2 separate regions of the Homo sapiens genome follow, and region 1 is linked to region 2. Evidence: chromatin contacts called from ENCODE Hi-C data. All regions are on one chromosome and are shown on one strand. Each heading gives the region's core, a stretch centred on a gene start or an enhancer-like site at or near the end of the contact. The rest is flanking DNA. Distances are from core to core; before and after follow the strand shown.

Region 1 (2,930 bases), core at 192-2,691, 6.4 Mb before region 2:
GGAAAGCCGTTCTTCCCAGTCTTCTTAGGAAAGGAGATCTTTCTGCGGTGAGATATATTTGCAAAACTGCACAGGACTTTAATACTTTGCAACAGCAAAGGTTGAAAAACAAAACGGTTAAATTTCCACATCAAAACAGGTGAAATGTTTCTGTTCATTTTCTTCTACATTTGGAAAGTGCCTGATCCACAGTGACACGCTAAACTTCAGTTCCCTTCCCCTCATCCTTGCAAGTGTACAGAACTGTAACTAAATATTTAGGCAATTAGGGCAAGCAAATTGCACAGTGAATTATGCGGTAGCTTCTAGTATAATAAATTTTCTTACCAACCAAACAATGCTCAGTTGCTTCTCTTGACAACCTGTTTGCATCGTCAAAGTTTAAATGTAACATATTAAAACTATTACTCTTTAAAAAATCATTGAAACTTTTTTGTGTATAAATAAAAAAATAGAATAAAAATAAATAAAAAATAGAAAAAAACCCATGAAAAATGTTTGCACATGGGGTAAAGCATGTAAAAGGGGTAAAGCATGATAAAAACCTTCGCTGAAGTTTCCCTGCTCACACATTACTGTGTGCACGTCTAGTCTTTTTCTCATTCAGGCATCATTTGTTATTTGTCTTTTCCAGTTGAGGAGGACACTTAATACCGTTTCGGCAGCGTTTCAAATCCGAGTCAAATATAGCCTGAGTGGTTTTTTTGTGGGTCCACCTATCAGGGCCTGTGAAGAGTGTTCTTGGGGTTAAGAGTTCTAAGATAGAAAACTCAGCTTATGCTGTTACCCGCAGGTTTTAAAGCAACATGATACGGCGTTTGAAGCTTACCTCACACCGGTGAGGTAAGCGTCCAGTCATCAAATGACCCTTTTTGACGTCCAAGAGTGACAGAGCCTCAAGCACTCCTGGGGACCGGGCTGACTTTTCTCCACTGGCTTGGTTGGGAACTGGCTTCTTCGGAGCTGTGTAGTCTTAATTTGCTTTGCTGCTGGCTGGCTGACAGCTGATGGGGGACTCCTCAGGACGGACTCCCTTCCAGATGCACCCATCTCCATCCTTCTCAACTCCCCAACCTTTGTCCTCCCCACTCTTCGCTCGCGCGGCGGTCTGAGACCACCAGGACCAGTTTCAGGGGTTTCCTTCTCCAGCGAGACTTGGCAGAACAGGCTTTAAAAGCAAAGGAGGCAGCGGAAGAGTAAGAAATAACTATATTCTAAGAGTCATAATAAATGGCAGTACATAACTGCGACACGACACCGAGCAGCCTAAGCTGGCTGCGGAGGCCACAAACACAAGATCCTAACCTCCCGGCCGACCCGCCCCAACAACTACCCGCCCAGGGTACGGTCACGTGACGGGGGAGCGGCGCGCGCCGACCGCGGCGCCAATTGGCGAGCGGCTGGAGCGCGGGGTTTCATGGGAAGGAGTTGGCCCGGCTTGTCTCTCTGTCAGTGGCGGCTGCTGCCTGCTCTGGAGGCAGGCTGGGCGGTGGCGGCCGAGACTGGCGGGGGTGGACGCCCGGGCCGGGCTGCGCCCGCTTCTTGCAGGTAGAACGCTCAAGGCGAGGGCAGTTGGGAGGGCTCTGCAGCGGGGAGGCATGCTGAGCTGTGCCCCTGGGAAATAAGCTGCGGGTTCCCCGCTTGCCTCTCCTTGGTGCCCCCGCCTCCTGCCAAGTGGCCTAGAGCTCTGCGGCGGCTGCTAGTCAGGCTGCGCGGTGGTCCGCGCAGACCCAGGCTCGCCGCCTTGTTCCCTGGATTTCCCAGCACACTGGCAGTGGTGGCGCTGGAGTCTTGAAACCCTTGTTTCCCCTCTAGGGCTGGTAGTTTCTCCAGCTCGGTTCTAGGAGATTCCGGGTGGTGACTGGCTTGAGCCCCAGCTCTTTGGCCCACTTGTGTCGAGCTTATCTCGACACAGGTGGGGCAAAGAGGTCAGAAGGTCCCAAACTAGCATTTCCTACGCTCAGCTGTCCGCTTTGAGCGTTCTCTCCGCTTCTCTTTCTGAGTTGTGCGGAGGCTCCAAGAGTTAGAAAGACCAGAAGGGACTGAAAACTGTCAGTGTCATGCTGCCGGGCTCTAGCGTGTGGGCGTGGAGTACGTGCTACTTAGAGAAGAGACTCTCCAACCATTGTCCTTATTTCAGGGATGGTGGGCTGTGGGGTGGAGGGGAAGGGCGAAGGTGCATTGTATCAGAGGCGTGGTAGGAGGAGAAAAACAAATCTAAATTCCGTCAGTTCATAGTTTACGGATTGAGAAAGAGTTGAAATTGGTCAACTCAGCTTTGCTGATGGTGCTTTCACAGTACTAAGCAAGACCCGTGAATCACTGAGTTTTCCGTGTTCTGCTTTTCCCAGTTGGCCTCCGGTGTGTGTTGCTCGGTGTCTACTGTTTCCTCCTTTCTTTATGGCCTGGGTGTCAGCATTGACAAAATTGACTCTATTCAACAGCGGTTTGGTGGGTGTGAGTAAGCTTGGTTTCAGGAATATGTTCAAACTGGCAGGGAATGCTCATTTCTTTTCCTCAGCAGCCCCCAGAAGACCAAGTTGACTTTTAACACATTTTCTTAAACAGGAGTGGTGCGTTTAAATTAGAATTTTAAGGTTGTCTGTTATCTATTGAGATCAGCTCAGTAATGATGTTAGTAAACTTATATAGTGTTTATATGTTATATAAACAAGAAAATACAAGAAAAGGAGAAGTTATATGGCTATTAAAAATATATGACTTCACATAGAAACATTTATAATCAAATAGTAATTTTTTGGTGGTATTTAGTTCAGATGAAAATTGACTTACCATGAAAGCAAGCACTAATCATTATATATTAAGAGTGCTTAATATATAATAGAGGTGTACTTTTCATTAAAATTCTTTTTGAGGAGCAATAAATGTGGCTTGGGCTATTTCAGAATTGTCTTTTCAGTTAGGACATT
Region 2 (2,983 bases), core at 97-2,596:
GGGAGGGAGGTGGGGGGGTCAGCCCCCCGCCCGGCCAGCCGCCCCGTCCGGGAGGGAGGTGGGGGGGTCAGCCCCCCGCCCCGCCAGCCGCCCTGTCCGGGAGGTGAGGGGCGCCTCTGCCCGGCCACCCCTACTGGGAAGTGAGGAGCCCCTCTGCCCGGCCACCACCCCGTCTGGGAGGTGTACCCAACAGCTCATTGAGAACGGGCCATGATGACAATGGCGGTTTTATGGAATAGAAAAGGGGGAAAGGTGGGGAAAAGATTGAGAAATCGGAAAGTTGCTGTGTCTGTGTAGAAAGAAGTAGACATGGGAGACTTTTCATTTTGTTCTGTACTAAGAAAAATTCTTATCCTGTTGATCTATGACCTTACCCCCAACCCTGTGCTCTCTGAAACATGTGCTGTGTCCACTCAGGGTTAAATGGATTAAGGGCGGTGCAAGATGTGCTTTGTTAAACAGATGGTTGAAGGCAGCATGCTCCTTAAGAGTCATCACCACTCCCTAATCTCAAGTACTCAGGGACACAAACACTGCAGAAGGCCGCAGGGTCCTCTGCCTAGGAAAACCAGAGACCTTTGTTCACTTGTTTATCTGCTGACCTTCCCTCCACTATTGTCCTACGACCCTGCCAAATCCCCCTCTGCGAGAAACACCCAAGAATGATCAATAAAAAAAATAAATAAATAAAATAAAAAAAAGAAAGTTGCACAGCATATTCCAACAAATATCAGTTTGGTACCTTTAGAGCCTTACTTTGTTGTAGTGATTATCAGCTGAAAATTATGTCTGTTGTAACTTTGGTAAGCATTCCACTTTGGTTATTTATTAGTGGTATTTTTTTTTTAAGTGTCAAGTGTCAAATCTTGGGACTATTAAAATACCATGGTAAGTAAAAAAAAAATATGGTCTGAGAACTGGTACCTATCCACGACATAAGTGCAGAAACTGAGAGTATGAGTTTGCATACTTTCAAAGTTACTCGACAGAGTTATTTCGTATATGCTAAAAAATAATAAGAAAAATCTGTACGTGTCTTTTCCATGTTTACATTTTTAAATTTCATTTTCCTAAGTATATTTTTGTGTATATTATAAAAGTAGTAGACTTCCAAGGACTAGGAGAACAACCTTAGATAGTAGAGAATCACCTAAACGACCTATATCTTCTTCAACAGCTTAAGCTGTGTACTGCGCTAGAGCCTCCCTCAATGAGGAACTACAATGCCCAGAATTCCCCCAAAATGCGTGAGCGACGTCCATTTCACCCACCTCGCCGCGACCCACCCTGGGATATGTAGTGCGTGACTTCCGCAGTGCACGCTGCGCCTGCCGGGCATTTTTTCCTGGTTTGGGGGCAAGGTCTCATGGGAAAGGTCATGTCTCTCGAAGAAAGGTTATAAACCCTGAGATATGAGGGTTGGGCGAGACATCCGAGCCTGTTTCGTTCCGTGTTGGGACCAGGAATAACCCTGACTTCTGAGCTTTCATAACCCCAGGATCCTCCAGAAAATTTGCGGCGCGCTGAGGGAAAACCTTGCTGGCAAGTCGGGACTGTGTGGCAGCGGCTATTTTTCTTTTCCCACCCAGCACGTTTTCGGGCTGGGGACATAGGGTTCAGTTGAGATACGGAGGCTTCCTTCGGGATATTGGGTTCTCTGAAGTGCGGATGGACTAGGGCAGGGCTGAGACCCCATTCATTCACTCATTTGTTTAGCTCTCCTTTATGCCCGGCGCAGAAGATACCCCTTAGGGTCCCAAGGCCCTTCCTGTAGTTAAGTTCCTTCCTTAAGGTCATTCAGCTGGGGCAAAGCTGGGGACTCGACACCTTTCTATGCTAACCATTGAGCTGCCTCCACTTTGAGCAGCTCAGTGGATGAATATAGTATCTTGAGGATACCTTTGATTTGTGCAGGGTTTTCTTGTGCAGGTTTGTGACCCAGGTCAGCTTAGGTCAGGATGCTGTACTGCTTGCCACAAAATAGCCTGTACTGTCGCGTCGTTTTTTCTTGTGAACAGACTGTTTGGCATAGCCGTAGAGAGGGGTCTGAGACATGAATTTAGTGATACAGCGTTGATTTGTTTGTGTAATGAAGCTGTTCAAGTGGAAAGAACTGAGTTGTAGTCCCTGCTTCACTAGTACTAGAAGGATTTTTTAAACCTTTTTGAACCTATTTTGCCTTATCTGTAAAATGGAAATAATATCAACCTGGAAGGTTAGCTGAGAGAATTTAATGAGATAATGTGTTTCAAACGTTCTTTGTAAATGGTAACATGTTGCAGAAATATTAGATTATATGACTTTAGTCCCTGCTTTTCTAACCATTACTTCTCAATTATAAATGTAAACATTTATAGCATATTTTTAAAACAAATTATTCTTTTTTCATAATTATCTTTAGTTCTTTTATTGTTTCAGCATGACTTGAAACATTACTTAATTTCTTAGTATTTCTTGATTGGTGCTTTAATTGTGTCGTTCATTGGTTAAAACCTATCCAAGGCCAGTAATGATTAAATTATATGACTTCTTTTATTTATTTATTTTCTAAAGAAAGGAATTATTTGAGCTCTTTAAGGGCACAAGAAAAAGGGGCAAGAAATTATCCTGAAAGCAAATAAACCTGAGACCATACTTCTGAAAAATTAAAAAAAAAAAGTATATATATATGTATGTATAAATATATATGGCTCTGAATTAATGCCTACACTTTTTAGAAACTTTGAAGGTGATTATTTATTTTAAACAATTTTCCTCTTTTTCGAAAAGACAGCTCTGAGTTTGTGGGCTTTTTTTTTCCTTTTATGGTAAATTTGAAAACTTTATGTAAATGTCAGATTTAAAACACTTTTAAAATGGGGTGCAGAAAGAAGCCCCTTTTTCTGGACATTTATTTTTTGATCAAATTCTGCTATCTGGTTTAGACTAAGAAAAAGTCTTTAGTTAATGCAGAAAAAATGTATTACTTTAATTTGAATTTTGG

What was found. A loop is a pair of places that touch in the nucleus more often than their neighbours do. Pooled maps may share reads with other maps.
Region 1: a pooled map shows a loop between it and region 2 (5-fold over the local background). The contact joins the promoter of LNPK here to the promoter of FASTKD1 in region 2. A Hi-C loop is called at or near these places in 5 of 50 pooled maps.

The regions. Positions count from the first base shown.
Region 1 is chr2:176,000,778-176,003,707 of GRCh38, reverse strand. It overlaps LNPK (lunapark, ER junction formation factor), which reads left to right and starts at 1,441. Exons shown (of 13, transcript NM_030650.3): 1 at 1,441-1,548. RefSeq lists an enhancer at 1,028-1,247.
Region 2 is chr2:169,572,228-169,575,210 of GRCh38, reverse strand. FASTKD1 (FAST kinase domains 1) reads left to right here and starts at 1,346. Exons shown (of 15, transcript NM_024622.6): 1 at 1,346-1,542. RefSeq lists enhancers at 1,135-1,234, 1,137-1,739, 1,595-1,764.